Linked DNA regions of Homo sapiens: region 1 is linked to region 2. Evidence: chromatin loops called from intact Hi-C (ENCODE). Cell type or tissue: GM12878. All regions are shown on one strand. Each heading gives the region's core, and the rest is flanking DNA. Links, peaks and the distances in the headings are about the cores only.

Region 1 (7,842 bases), core at 1,197-6,196, 610 kb after region 2:
TCATTATTAAGAAAAATTAACAGCCATCCTGATCTAATCCTCAAAAACCAGGAAACCAAAGTTCAAAAAATCACTTTGAAGTAAATGCTTTTAATTTTTCCCATGTTAAAAAACAAATGTAATAGAATTTAAGCTTTATCTCTTTTGCTTTGTGGTTTTTGAAAATACTTGGAAAAAAATAAATCAAGAAACAGAAAGTTTAAAAAAATTCTTTAAATAGCATATGACCTCTTCTGAGAAGTAAAACTTAATTTTTCATTTGTATTTTGAAGCACAAATTAGCGCAGCCAAAAATTAAACAGAACATAATGTCAGGCGCACACACACACACACACACACACACACACACACACACACACTAGATTCTATTATTTTAATCAAACTATCAATATTTTTATCCATTTAAACTAATATAGCCATTATTAGTTAAATGATGAATCAACAGACATAAATCATCACTGGATTATAGAGGAAAAAATCAAATATCAAGTGAAAACCTTGACATTTCTTGTTACTTAGCACAAATAACTGTTCTGTTTCCTACTATTAAGTATGATTTTCCCAAGTCATTCTCCTTAGATTTGCTTCAATCCTGGGTATAGGGTACTTCAAAAGCAAATGAATGTAAGGAACAGAGCTAGTGCTTCATTACCCAACTGAAGAAAATGCAGCTCAGAGGGTTTAAAGAACAATGAACTGGACCATTGCTATTTATTGTACACTTGTCATGTGTCAGGCAGCCAATCTACAACAATGGTGAAATAGGAACTATTATTATTGTCATTTTAACAGTGAGGAAATGAAGACCCAAAAGTAAAGAAGAAGGACAAGCAGAGGGAGGAGAATGAGGGGGAAGAGGAGGAGAAGGAGGGGAGAAGAAGAAGAGAGAACAGGGAGAGGAAAAAGCTTAATGATAGTTATACAGTCATGATGCGGCAATCCAAATGTTCATTGCTATATCCAACTCCAAAGCCTGGTGTCTTCCCCTTTCAAAACATTGTTTCTCCAATGTTAGCTCCAGAGCACAGACTCTATCTCCTTGTATATATATATATATAAAAGAATTTAAGAAACCGAGAGAATAAAATAATTATTACTGCACAACTATGATAATGTAGTAAGTTATGGTGCAAAGATTTCAACTCAGGCATTCTCACTCTAGAGCTGATATTCTTAACAATTACATTATATTGCCTACTTAAGACACTGCATCTGTGAAGCTGGAACTGGATGACATAGAAAAAGGACATTCAGAGAACAGGAAATAATTCTAGAAAATGTGAAGCATGAGTCAATATAAAACATTCAGGAGAATACTTGGAAGATAAGGTTGAGGTTCTCTTGAAGAAATCCCAACAAAAATCATAGAAAAGGAAGAAAGAAAAAAAAAACTATTGAATATGATAAGAAACATCCGAATGTAAAGAGTTCCAGAAAGATTTTTTAAAGGAGTAAATTATTGAACAAAGAATATACAAAAATCTCCTGGAAGCGAAGTTTCTGAGTTTTCAGATTATGGCAGCAGTGGAGGTTTGTCACTAGGATTTCCCCTCAGTAAGAACTTGCTGTTCAGCTGCAAGGAGTACAGTCAGCCTCCAGCTGTTTCCAGCCTCATCCTATACCTCAGCTTTCATGCCAAGGTCTTGCTCTTCCCAGGCAACAACCAACCAGTGACTCAGAATGACAGGGGTACTAGGTCTTGGCCAATTATACTCAATTATACCCAATGTTAGAGTCCTCTAAATCTTTACTTGAAATATTTGTTCTAGAGCTCTCCATTGGATTGGTTAAAACCATCAGATCTGCATTGTTGTCTGAGGCTCTCCTTATCCAGTCCTGCTCCTTTCCTCAGGAGTTTTCCTCTAAGAAATCTCTTGCATTACTAACTCCATCTCAGTGTCTGCTTCCCACAGGACACAATGGATATCAATATTGATGGGATGCACTAAGTATCCAGCATAATAAATGATAAAAGGTTTTCACCAAAGTACATCATTGTGAAATCTCAAAATGAGAAAAGATTCAAAATTATTCTAGAGTATAAACAAATAACAAAAATCAAAACAGGTCCTGTGCAAAGGACTGGGAATCAGAATGGTAGCAGAGCTCTCAGTAACAATGCTGGAATCCAGAAGAAAATGAAACTCCTTCAAAATTCAAAGGGGCAGTATTTCTAACATAGGGTTTCATACCTAGGAACATGGATATCAAGTTTGAGGCTAGAATAGAGACATTTTCAGATCTACAAAGTTTTAAGAAACTTACTTACAAGTAGCAAAATAAGGAACTGAGCCAAGAAGGAATAAGACATAGGATTTAGTAAGTAGTATCCAAATTCTAGAAAAATATAAAAGGAATTCCCAGAGTGTTTATGAAAGTAAGTCTAGATGCAGTTGGCTACAGGCCTAGAAAATAACCCATCTAGTTTGGAGGAGACAGCTTGAGAGGGTAACTCTAAGAAGAAAATCAAGTTTGTATAATACTTGATGTGTCTGAATATATTCAGAGAAAATTTAGAGTCTTGGCAAAACCTTTGGGATAAATTAAGAAAAGTATGTAAAAAAATAAGCAAAAAAGTGGCCATTATTAGCTTAAAAAATACAGAAGTGGTATAAAAAGTATACACAATTATAGAATATACCATGCCGTAGGTATGAAAATAGTTATAGAGACATAATGATGTGAAGACTAACGATTAATTTGGCTAAAAATGCTGATATATCCACCTTGGAAGGAGGAGAAATAACTGTGTTTATCAGATAATGAAAGATGGAGTGTCGGGGGACAGGGCACTGCAGGGAACATTAAGAGCTAAGTCTTAATAATTCATACTTGTATAATGGGAAGGCAATAGCTATCAAAAGATAAAATCCAATAATGGCAATAGAACGATATCACGTGGAAACATGGTGGGAAATAACAAAATAAACAGATAAAAATGTTAAAAGTAGCCGGACACAGTGGCTCACGCCTGTAATCCCAGCATTTTGGGAGGCCGAGGCGGGCAGATCACGAGGTCAGGAAATTGAGTCCATCCTGGCTAACACGGTGAAACCCCGTCTCTACTAAAAATACAAAAAATGAGCCGGACGTGGTGGCAGGCGCCTGTAGTCCCCAACTACTCGGGAGGCTGAGGCCGGAGAATGGCGTGAACCTGCGAGGTGCAGCTTGCAGTGAGCCGAGATCGCGTCACCACCGCACTCCACTCTGGGCGACTGAGCAAGGCTCCATCTCAGAAAAAAAAAAAAAAAAGTTAAAAAGTAGTTCCTTTGGTATAGAAAATAGGAATGGGTGATGTGGTAAAGTACTGGTTTTCATTGTAAATCTCTTAATATTGTTTTGGCTTTTAAAAAGTGTACATGTAGTATAACACTTTGATAAAAAATAAATATTGAGGAAAAACCCAAAGAACTGAAAAGTTGGAGAAGCAAGCACTCCTAAGTAGGAAGAACTAGGTGTGCTGATTTCTAGTAAAAATATTTTGTAACTACATGCATTGTCTCTCTATTGTTATTCAATATAGACCAACTTCCTATACTACCCCTCTCCTTTTTAATTGGTAAATACTTAAATAATTGCAGTTATTAAAATGCTACATTATATAAAGTAACTACAGACTGAAATGCCCATATGTTATTTTCTGACTAAGGAGTGAAGTAAGAAAAATGGACTTACCTAAATTGGTGAGGAGGTAAGCAATTTTTTCATAAGCCTGTAATAAAAGAGAATACATAGTGAACATTATTCCTCTCTTTTGGAAAAGGCTGGTATTTACACTATTTGAAGAAACATCTATAATGTATGTTATACAGTGGTTACATTTTACTTTAAATAGAAACATTTATTGAAACTTAGTATGTAAGGCTTTATATATACATACATGAATGAAATTGATATAATATATGTGAATGTAAATGTGTGTACACGTATATGTGTGTGTAGATACACTTGTAATCTGTAATAACGAGTCTTTTCTGGTAGCTATCTTCATTTTCATTTTGTAAATCAAGAAATGAGAAAAAGTCCCTAAAAGTCATTCAGCTAATCAATGGCTGAGCTGAGATTTGAGCTCAAAATTACAGTTTTTTGGCCGGGCGCGGTGGCTCACGCCTGTAATCCCAGCACTTTGGGAGGCCTAGGCGGGCGGATCACGAAGTCAGGAGATCGAGACCATCCTGGCTAACAGGGTGAAACCCCGTCTCTACTAAAAATACAAAAAATTAGCCGGGCACGTTGGCGGGCGCCTGTAGTCCCAGCTACTCGGGAGGCTGAGGCAGGAGAATGACGTGAAACCGGGAGGCAGAACTTCCAGTGAGCAGAGATCGTGCCACTGCACTCCAGCCTGGGCGAGAGTGAGACTCCGTCTCAAAAATAAAAAATAAATAAAAATAAAAATAAATAAAAATTAAAAATTAAAAAAATTGTGTTTTTTTTTACAACACTGGAAGGCAAAGTGAAAGTTTGAATTCTGCCCTACTGATAAAGAAATTTCTAAACTATGATAAAAGACCGTATATATTTGTATTTGTAAAAAACAAAATTGTTTTTGTGGTTATTTAAAACAGATGCATAAGTCAAATCTGTTGAATCTGTAAGTCACAATTGATTTTTCTGATAATACTTTTCCTCTTCTGCCATCTTTTCCCCTCTCCTATATACTCTGACCAATATTTACATAGACTCAAGAAAAGGGCATACATTTCACAATATTCCAAGTAAATATAGTTGGGAAAGTATTCGCTATAGACAGAAGTACTTGTGGGTATATGTATGTGCATATGAATATTACCTCATAACCACATAATTCAATAAAAAATTGTTTAGATTATCATTTCCAATAACCTTCCCTGTTGGCACGAAAAATTAAAAGGTATGCATCTGGACATATTAAAAGTTGTTCCCCTTCTCTGACAGTTCTTTCAGCAAAATGATTGTGATGACTCATCTTAGCTGTGATTCAAATCTGCCCCTTCCTAAGAGTTAAAGTGTTATCTGGAGACAGAAAGATTACACTGAGTACAGTACTCTCATTCTCTTCCTAGTGCAGGTTTTTGGTCTTTGTTTTAGCTATACACAAACTATAATTTTCAAATTTTAGGATAAGATTACTGTGAATTCATGAACACCAGGTGATTCCTACTGTAACAGGTTCTTTTTCATGTCTTATTTATTAAGTGAGATAATCATAGCAGGGTCTCCAAGGAGTACAATAGGATAGATTCAATTGCCCAAAAAATAGTACTTGAGCACCCACTATGCCTCTAGCACTGAGTTGAGTGCCTTTGTGGGGATTGAAAGTTAGTTCTAGTTCAATAATTGCCATTTGGCTTGTGCCAAACAGTGCTTTACGTATATTATTATTCCTTAACAACAATTTTGTTAAGTAGGTATAATGATTCCCATTTTACAGAAGAAGAAACTAAGTTGTGGAATGTCAGGCACCTTAGTAGTGAGACAACACGACTGAGCAAGTAGCAAAGTCAGGATTGACTATCATGGCTGTCTAGCACCACATACATCGTGCCTTGTCACATAAACCATTTCATTTTTAACTATTTATTTATTTTCGAGACAAAGTCTCACTCTAACACCCAGGCTGGAGTGCAATGGCATGATCACAACTCACTGCATCCTAAACTTCCTTGGCTCAGGTAATCCTCCCACCTCAGCTTCCCAAGTAGCTATAACTACAGGTACACACCACTATGATGCCTGGCTCATTTTCTTTTCTTTTTTTTTTTTTCAGAGATGGCTTTTGGGCATGTTGCCCAGTCTGGTCTCCAATTCCTCATCCGCCCCAGCCTCCCAAAGTGCTAGGATTACAGACATGAGCCACCACGCCCAGCCCTATTCAAATTTTTGTCTTAATATCTAGCACATAGAGCCACTCTGCAAACTTAGGATGGCAATATCTGCAACTGATGCATTAGGGGGGTTACAATAACACTGGGAAAAAAGTTATAAATTACAAAAGATGCCATAATGCTGTTGCAAGACTTTCTGGGGTATTTGCAAACCTGCATCATCCAAGGCCCAAATGCTATGGCTGACTGGCAACATCACTGATGAGCTACAAAATCAGTTCAAGCAGAATGAATTGTTAAATCTCAAACTACAGACTACAAAAATAAATAATGATTTAAATATATCCAACTGTATGGTGTCTGGCAGCAATCACTTTGGCAGTACATACAAGCTGTGAGTGTGTACATTTGTGTGTGATTGTGTAAAGTGGAATGAGTACGTGCTTGTTGGGGAAGAGGATAAAGGGCGTCAGGGATAACTATTCCGGGCCCTACCTGATACACACACGTGATAACATGTTGGAGAACCTATACTTTAAAAAATCAGCCACTGATGCATTTAGTAAGCTGAAATTCTCTTATTCATATATATTAATTAATATATTCATTATAAATTTCTAGTGCATCAGTTAGTGTTTTAGAAACCAAACATACCTGAATCAAAAAGACATAATCTCTACTTTCATAGAACTCAAATTTCAGTGGGTAGAGATAAATGGCAAATAAATACATAATTGGTCAGGAGGTGAAAAGTGCTCTGAGGGAAAATAAAGCAGGCAGAGCGGATAGAGAGTTTTGGTAGACACAGAGAGTACTATTTTATAGAGTATTCTGAAAAGCCTCTTAAAAGCCTGAATAAAGTATTCAGAGGGTAGCATCTGAGCAGAGAAGTGCATGCAATGAGGGAGGGAGCCAAGCAGAAATCTCAGCTAAGTACCTTTAAGACACAGAAATGGGAATGCCAATGCTCTGAGTCTGGCACAGACTTGATGTATTTCATGAAGGGCAGGGAAGTTAGAGAGAAAGGAGTGGCAGCAATAAGACAGTGAAGTAGTAAGAGATGAGTCACTGAGATCTCACAGGGAAACACTTTTTCAGTGCACAGTAGGCCATGGTAAGCATTTTGGAATTCATTCTCAGCTAAGACTTCATCATCTTCCCAGTAATGCCTTGTTTGGGGTGTTATGCAAAAACCAGTTAGGGAGAAAAAGAACAGCAAAGGCAGGAAAAGGACATGGTTATTGTGAGGGGGCATATTAGGCAGTTCTACATGGGTTTTAGAACTTTTTATCTTTTAGTCATAGCCCCACAATACAGCCTTCACTGTGAAAATAAACTCCAAGCTTTTGCAGAATTGAAAAGAGCCTTCCCTTTTCCAGTAATCTACTTGTCTGAATTTCTAGAAACTATGGACATAGACATGAACAAACTAAACAAATACATTTATTAAAAAGCCAATCCTCTTATGAGATGAGTCATTTGACATTACCTCTTTTCTTGGTTAAGATGCCTGGTCCAACCCTTTGATCCACCCTATTCCATAATAGCTTATTTGCACTGTAATTGGTAACCAGTGGTAACCAGGTATTAAGGAAAGTTAGGTGTACTTTGAGGCCTTCAGTGATCAGGCCCATGAAAGAAGTATAGGGATGTATGCTCTGGACTCTAGAGATGGGAATGGATCAACAAGGGAGAAAAGTCCAGAACCTACATGGAGTACTTACATTAGCCAAATGTAGATAGGACTTTTTCTTTTTTTGTTAGAGTGCTCCGTGCATGATACATGGATTTTAAAATCAGAGGAGGAAACCCAAAAGGAGTTCATTCTTTAATTTAAAAATTTTTAATTGGAATTAAAGTTTTAATTTTAGTTTAATTTAATTTTAATAAATTTAATTTAATATTTATAAAATTTGATTTTAATAACATTTTAATTTTTGATTAAAATTTCACCATGCTGAAATGATTTAATTAGCCTAATTCCAGGTTTTTCAAACTCTAAGAGTACTTCTGTTCTGATGTTTCTATATATTTCTTA
Region 2 (7,842 bases), core at 1,283-6,282:
TAAGATGCTGTGTTTAAAACAGGGCCTTCATGAGCCCTACATATTCTGACTTTTGGAGGCCTTACCATACAACATATCAAACATACTAATGGCACCCATATCCCACATTAAATATACTTTTTGGCTTTAAATTCTTTTTGTAAGGGCCTTTATATTTGTGCTTTAGAAATTATTTGGCTCTATGTAACTTTCATTTAATTTATGATTGGCTATGAGTTCCCAACAATCACTGTGTATACTTAGGGGAATGTGTGAAGTGAGAAAATTGAATCTATAAATCGTATTAGATGTAATGAAATCTTTATGAATATTAAATTTTAACAGTTAATGAAGTTGGCATGTTGGTGCATTTTTGTAGACATTTAATTAAACATTTATTCATTTTAATTTTTTATTGGTTTCTTTTGTAGTTTTGGAGCCAACAACTATTTTTCTACCTGAGGCTTATATATTTTCTAAGCCCCTGAAAAGCTCTTAGCTCTGGGATCACATTGCATTGATGACATATTGATGAAACAGTGCTTCTCAAAGATTTTGGCTTCAGGACCCTTTTAAAATTACTGAGGATTCCAAAGATTTAAAGATTATTGTGGACTTCAAAGATTAATTTAAAAAAATTTTTAAATGTGGGTTATATCTATCAACATTTATTGCAGTAGAAATTATAACTGAGAAATTTTAAAATCATTTATTTACTAGTGAGCTGACTGCATGTTACATAATTAACTTTTTAATGATAAATAACTATATTTTTCACCCCAAAACTGTAGTGAGAACAGCAACACTTTTATAAATCTCTTTAATGTGTGACTTAAGAGAAGATAGATTCTCATAATCTCTTTGGCATTCAATGTTTTGCCATAGATTGTTTTGGTTGCAGTATAGGAAAAAATTTAGCTTCATGCCGATATGCATTTGGAAAAAAGAGGTGTGATTTAATAGTCTTTTTTTGGGCCGGGCGTGGTGGCTCACGCCTGTAATCCCAGCACTTTGGGAGGCCGAGGCAAGCGGATCATGAGGTCAGGAGATCCAGACCATCCTGTCTAACACGGTGAAACCCTGCCTCTGCTAAAAAACAGAAAAAATTAGCTGGGCATGGTGGCGGGTGCCTGTAGTCCCAGTTACTTGGGAGGCTGAGGCAGGAGAAAGGCGTGAACCTGGGAGGCAGAGCTTGCAGTGAGCCGAGATCGCACCACTGCACTCCAACCTGGGTGACAGAGTGAGACTCTGTCTCAAAAAAAAAAAAAAAGCATTTTTTTGATACTACATCAAAACTTGACTGCCAGTTTCTTAAAAGGTAGTTATAATATGGAACCTGAAACTATGCAAATGAAATTTTCATGCTATGTTACCTTAAAATCCACTGGCCATTTTATGCTTTGAATGAACGTTTACCTGTGCATGATTTTGCAGTATGATACTGTGGACATTTAAAAAATATTGGTTCACTGAATTATACAAATCTTCCAAATGTTGACACATTGCCTTATACACTATCAAAGGATCACATTCTTTAATGCCAGCACAGATCTGAACAGAAAAGTCTTAATATATTGGGAAGCTGATGAGTTAACAGTAACATATATATTTTCCAAAATTCTAATCTTCACATGGAAGTTCAAATGTTACCATTGGCAACAAACATGGTCTGCTGTTTCCTTCCTTCCTTCCTCTCTCCCTTCCTTCCTTCCTTCCTTCCTTCCTTCATCCCTCCCTCCCTCCCTTCCTTCCTTCCTTCCTCCCTCCCTCCCTTCCTTCCTTCCTCTCTTTCTTCTTTCTTTCTTTCGACAGAGTTTTGCTCTGTCACCCAGGCTGGACTGCAATGGCACAATCTCGGCTCACTGCAACCTCCGCCTCCCAGGTTCAAGTGATTCTCCTGCCTCTGCCTCCCGAGTAGCTGGGACTACAGGCATGCACCACCACACCAGATTAATTTTTGTATTTTTAGTAGAGACGGGGTTTCAGCATGTTGGCCAGGCTGGTCTTGAGCTCCTGACCTCATGATCTACCCACCTAGGCCTCCAAAAGTGCTGGGATTACAAGCGTGAGCCACTGTGCCCGGCTAAGCTGTTTTCTTTGAAGTAAGAGGCTCACTTAGTTAAGTTTTGAGAACATGTCTGCCAACTACCAGAGTCTGAACACCCATAATTTCTCTTTTGTTCTTTCAAGTAGAAATGGTGATCTATGAATACCGAGCTTAGTTCAGATTGCAACTCAACAACTGTGCAGGTGCCTTTTCTTTGAGACAACCATGGTACTTAGACATGCCTTATGAGTTCTTCCTGTTTCCTCGTGCAGAATCTTAAAAAGATGTTCATGTGCTCAAGGGTTAAAATTTAATAAAATTAAAAATGATTCTGCTTCATCAAAGTCATGCTTATATGAATGGCCACATTTTTCTACCACAAGTGGGTGGCCTTGAAGAATTCAATGACTACTAGTGCAGTTTGGTGCACTGCCTTGATTTGTGCTATGGTGCTGGCAGTTTTCCCATCAGCAGTGCAAATGTAAATACAGTGGAAAAGGCAAACGCTGTTTTATTGTTTTTATGAATATTGTTTTGACCTTGTAGATCTCCTGTAAGGGTGCTGGGAACTCAGAGAGGTCCACGAACTGCACTTTGAGAACTGCTGGGATACCCAGCCCTATGGCAAGCACATAATAAATGTTCAATCAACTGCAGCTAAGACCATATTCTGTTTGCCTTTCTAAGCATCATTTTTCTGTTTTTAAAAATAGGGTTAATGTTACTTCTCAGGGCGATTGTGGAAATTAAATGAAGCAAAGTACGTAAAATGCTACCATAGTGTTCAGTATATAATAAATGTGCTATGAAGATTCAGTATTATCATTAATATTAATATTACTAATAAGAAGTTATTTAAAAACTTTTCCTGCAGAGGAACAGCAGGGTTGCTTCATATTTCTACCGCTAGTGCTTGACTGGAGTCTCTTTCCTATGGAGACTTTTAAAGGCAGTGGTACCTCTTTTCCCTTTTAATCTTCATCCTTCAAGCCAAGGCTACTGCTGCTGCTGCTGCTGCTGCTGCTGCTTCTGGGGATTTGCTCCTGTGTACTCTGGGAAAAGGGCCCCAGCCAGGAATTCCCACTTGTTTGAGGACCACAGAAAGCTGCAGTCATTTTTTTTTTTCCCCAGCCTTCGTAATCTAGTCTAGACACTCTGAGGAGGTGAAGGATATAATTACAGCTTGAAACACTTCACATGCACCAGCAATGCAGCTCCTCCCGCACATGTGTGATTCAAGCCCCAAGAGGGCTGTGAAATCTGATGATTCACTTGTCTAGATAAGCTGGAAGTGAAACCCTAGCGGTCCAGGGTCCAGTTGCCTTTACCACATAACACCCTTTACTTGCAACCAGTTTCTCCATTCGGTTCAGTTGAATTCAAAGCAGCACATGGGCCTTGAGGTCTTACTGGAAGCGCGCCCTTTGTGTACCGCACTGCGTCAGCTACCGTGCTGGTTATTCACTCTTGGCTGCCCCAGTCTCATTTCTGCTTTTCTCTGGGCTGCTCAGAGGCCGACCTTCATAGATGGCATTTCCAGGCTCTTCTGCTTTCTGGCCTCCAGTTGGAGTCCATCTCTGGCAAGTGCTGGCAAGAAAGGGATTGGAGGGTCATAGGAGAAACAGGTTGGTGCCACCTGACTAATTGTATAGCTGGTCTGCTCTGGCTAAAACTTCTGTTGGGCCACCCCTCTTCCACTGTTACAGCAGGCTATAGCTCTCGTCACAATCTGGTAATAATATTTTCTCCCTTTGTCCCTTTCAGGGTGGTAAGAGCCTCTCACTCTGTGGCTAGTCCCTGGCAAGCCGCTACCTCTGTTGTTCCCTTGTGCTGCCTGCCCACACAGCTATAAATATGGCCTTTGTTACACCCTTTCCAGCTAACCCTTTCAGTGTGCCATCTGTTCCCTGGCTGGACCCTTCTGACACAGACAGAAAGCTGCCTTGAGAAACTTACGGTCTACTTAGACTAGTTATCCCAAGCACTAGTCAGATGCATACCATCTTCACAGTTGTTAAAGCTAAGAACCAGCTCTACCATTATTATACATTTAATACTTGTGCTTAACTTGCTTCACTTTTTAACCATACATTATTTAATTCAGATAAAAAAGAGGAAGGGGCCGGGCACGGCGGCTCATGCCTGTAATCCCAGCACTTTGGGAGGCCGAGGCGGGCGGATCACCTGAGGTCAGGAGTTTGAGACCAGCCTGAACAATGTGATGAAACCTTATCTCTACTAAAAGTACAAAAATTAGCTGGGTGTGGTAGCATACGCCTGTAATCCCAGCTACTCAGGAGGCTGAGACAGGAAAATCACTTGAATCTGGGAGGCAGAGGTTGCAGTGAGCCAAGATCGTGCCATTGCACTCCAGCCTGAGCAACAAGAGCAAAACTCCGTCTCAAAAGAAAAAGAAAAAGAAAAAAAAAAGAGAGCGAGGGAGGGAGAGAGAGAGAGAGACTTTTTATCACCAGATAAGCAGGAAATAAATATGCTTGCTGCTACGGTCTGAATGCTTGTGTCCTCCCAAAATTTGTATGTTGAAATCCCAACAGGTAAGGCCTTTGGGAGGTTATTAGGTCATGAGAGTGGAGCCCTCATGAGTAGGATGAGTGCCTTCATAAAAGACACCTCAAGTGTTAGGTTGTCTCTTCCACCCTATGAGGATGCAGTGAGAAGGTGCCATTCATGAAACAGGAGATGGGCCCTCCCCAGACAGTGAATCTGCCAGTGTCTTCATCTTGGATACCTCAGCCTCCAGAATGGTGGGAAATATATTTCTGTTGTCTATAAGCTACCTAGTTTATGATATTTTGTGATAGCAGCCCAAACAGACAAAGACATTTGCCAAAAATATAAGAAGAGGGTAACAACAAATCACATGAAAACAAAACAGTATTGCTAAACCCCAGCACAGCATCACTGTGGTTAAAGGGCACCTGCTCTGTATACGCTGTCTAGGTTTGAATCCTGGTTCTCTGACTTTCCAGCCAAGTGACCATGAGCAAGTCACATAATTCTTCTGTGCCTCAGGGTCTTTATCTTTAAACTGGGAATGAGTCTACTTCGTAGAGTTGTGAGGCTAAGTGAATTAATATGTGTAAATATATGTAAAGTGCTTATAACACTGCCAGGCACACAGAAAGCACTGTGTGAATTTAAGTATCTTTTTTTTTTTTTTTTTGAGACAGAGTCTTACTCTGTCACCCAGGCTGGAGTGCAGTGGCATGATCTTAGCTCACTGCAACCTCTGCCTCCCGAGTTCAAGCAATTCTCCTGCCTCAGCCTCCCGAGTAGCTGGGATTACAGGTGTGAGCCACCACACCAGGCTAATTTTTGTATTTTTAGTAGAGACGGGGTTTCACCATGTTGGCCAGTCTGGTCTCAAACTCCTGACCTCAGGCGATCTGCCCACCTTGGCCTCCCAAGTGCTGGGATTACAGGTGTGTGAACCACTGCACCCAGCCAAGTAACATTATTTTTTTATGATCATGATGACGATGGTGATGATGGAATTACCTGACTCAGGCTCTGAGCTGGAGGTTTATTAGCAAGAGGAGAAAGATACATCAGCTCCAGACTGAGGCTTTCTCCTGGTGTAATCAGTAGAGTTTGCAGAGAACTGAAAATAATAACTTCCTTACCACGTGGTTCGGTGTCATTTTTCTCTGTTATCATCCAAAATTATTGATATTCCACAAAAATTTGCCTCAGGTCCAACAGTGGAGCATGTCCTGCACTTTGGGAAATGCAGGGAAACAATGGTTATACTACAGCAAACAAACAACAAGCAAGGTGGAAGAGGCGGCACAGAGTAAAACCAGCGACAAACTCGGGGGTGGAGAGTGAGAAGGAAGCTGTTGGCCAGGTTTATCGGAGTCTGAGTTAGGGCTGGAAAATTGGCAGACAAAGGGGGTTCTTGGGGATTAGAGGAAATAGCTGTTTGAAGACGGTTGGGTGTGGGAGGGATGAGTTAACAATGGTAAGGTTAGGAAAGAACAACGTTCACAAAGAAATAACTCCCCCCAACAGAGAGACAGTAATGGCTTATGAAAAGCTGCCTAGAGAAGCAGTTCTCCAAGGGTGGTTCAGAGAGCTACCTCATGAAGACCTGGGAACCTGTTAGAAATGCAATTGTCAGGCTTTATCCCCAGACTTACTTAATCAGAGACTCTGGAGGAAGATTCCAGCAATCTGGAATTTGATAAACCCCCAGGTGATTCTTACGCATGTCAGAGTTTGAGAACCACTGGCCTAGAGGAGGTTGGGAGAATATCAACAGCAACTGAGCTTGAGATTTTGTCCACAATAACAGTAAGAGCCGTTTACTGAGTACTTTCTATGCACTGGCAATTGTGCTTATTATTTTACCTGCTCTAGCTTCTGCAATCCTCGCAACAATCCTGAGAGATACATTATTATGCCCATTTTACAACTGAGAAAATTGAGGCTTATGTTGAAGTTTAATAACCATTTGTTCCAAGGCAATGGAGCCTAGGGTAATGAGACAATTAGGTGGTGGAAAGAAAGGCAGAGGACAGACTGGAACAGACTGTTGGAAGATTGTCTACAGCAGCTTTGTCTGGTAGAACTTTCTTTTTTTACTTTTTTGAGACATAGTCTTGCTCTGTCACCCAGGCTGGAGTGCAGTGGCATGACCTCGGCTCACTGCCTTCTTCTCCTTCTGGGCTCAAGTGATCCTGTCACTACAGCCCTCCAAGTAGCTGGGACTACAGGGGTGCACCACCGTGCCTGGCTAATTTTTGTATTTCTGGTAGAGACGGGATTTCGCCATGTTGCCCAGGCTGGTCTCAAACTCCTGAGCTCAAGTGATCCGCCCACCTCAGCCTCCCCAAGTGCTGGGATTACAGGCATGAGCCACGGCACCCTGCCTGGTAGAACTTTCTATAGTGGTGGAAATGTCCTGTATCTATATGGTCTAATATGATGGCTACTAGCCGCATGCAGATAGTGAGTTGACTAGTGTGGCTAGTGTGATGGAGGAGCTGAATATTAAATTTTATTTAATTTTAATGAATTTAAGTGTAAATAGCCATACGCAGGGCAAGTCTAAATTCATAGAACAAGTAGGTTCAAGGGTAGGACTTCACCTTAGGTCTGTCTGACTCACGAGCTATGGTCTTTTCTACTATTGCTCCTAATGTAGAGCCATTCTTGTCCATTGTCTGAAAAGAACTGGGATCTCTTTCTGGCCAAGTCCCTATGAAATTACCTCATAGACCCAGAATGGCTCTCTGAGAACCCTCTTCCTTAGCTGATCAGTATGGTTGGAGGGAAGGCATAGAAAAAAGCCACAACAGGCTGCACTCAAAATGTTCCCTATGATATAAATGACAGCTGACTGGTGGCTTTCAGGGCAAAGAGAGTGCAGGTTGACCAGGTCCTTCCTTAGCCTTTACTGTGTTCCTGGTGCTCTTTGTGTCAATATTAAACATTGGATGGACCAGCCAGAGACCCCAGGAGATCCCCTGGAAAAGATTTTTCTAAGCTAAATGCCAGAACTTGAGCATGCTTTTTTATTTGCTTGATTCTCCATGGAGCTGATGGAACACTGAAAACTCCTGCTCCCAGGAATTCTTGGCCTGATCAGCCCTATAACTTCTTCAGATCCACCCCCTGCCTTTCTTTCCACCATCCAATGACCTCATTATTTTAGACAAGAGGTTGGCAAACTTTTTTCTGTAAAGAGCCAGATAGTAAATATTTTAGGCGTTATGAGCCATGTAAGGTCTCTGTTCCATATTCTGTGCATGAGGTTTTTTTTTTTAGACAACTAAAAATTTAAAAGCCATTCT

Evidence for each region. A loop is a pair of places that touch in the nucleus more often than their neighbours do. Peaks named below come from ENCODE experiments on the same cell type or tissue, not always from the same donor. Only the 100,000 strongest peaks of a DNase experiment are listed, where the experiment ranks them.
Region 1: it touches region 2 in a loop (2.3-fold over the local background); 1 of 110 quality-filtered maps calls a loop at or near these places.

Annotation. Positions count from the first base shown.
Region 1 is chr11:26,620,332-26,628,173 of GRCh38, reverse strand. ANO3 (anoctamin 3) reads right to left here. Exons shown (of 27, transcript NM_031418.4): 18 at 3,676-3,712. Among named protein-coding and RNA genes, the nearest start is that of MUC15, 52 kb to the right of the region's middle. In GM12878, for the core only: no CTCF peak of the experiment used is centred there; no DNase peak of the experiment used is centred there.
Region 2 is chr11:27,229,833-27,237,674 of GRCh38, reverse strand. It overlaps LOC105376600 (a long non-coding RNA gene), which reads right to left. Exons shown (of 4, transcript XR_931141.3): 3 at 5,671-5,760; 4 at 2,513-3,613. Among named protein-coding and RNA genes, the nearest start is that of BBOX1-AS1, 15 kb to the right of the region's middle. In GM12878, for the core only: no CTCF peak of the experiment used is centred there; a DNase peak (open chromatin) is centred at 3,384; H3K27ac peaks cover 437 bases.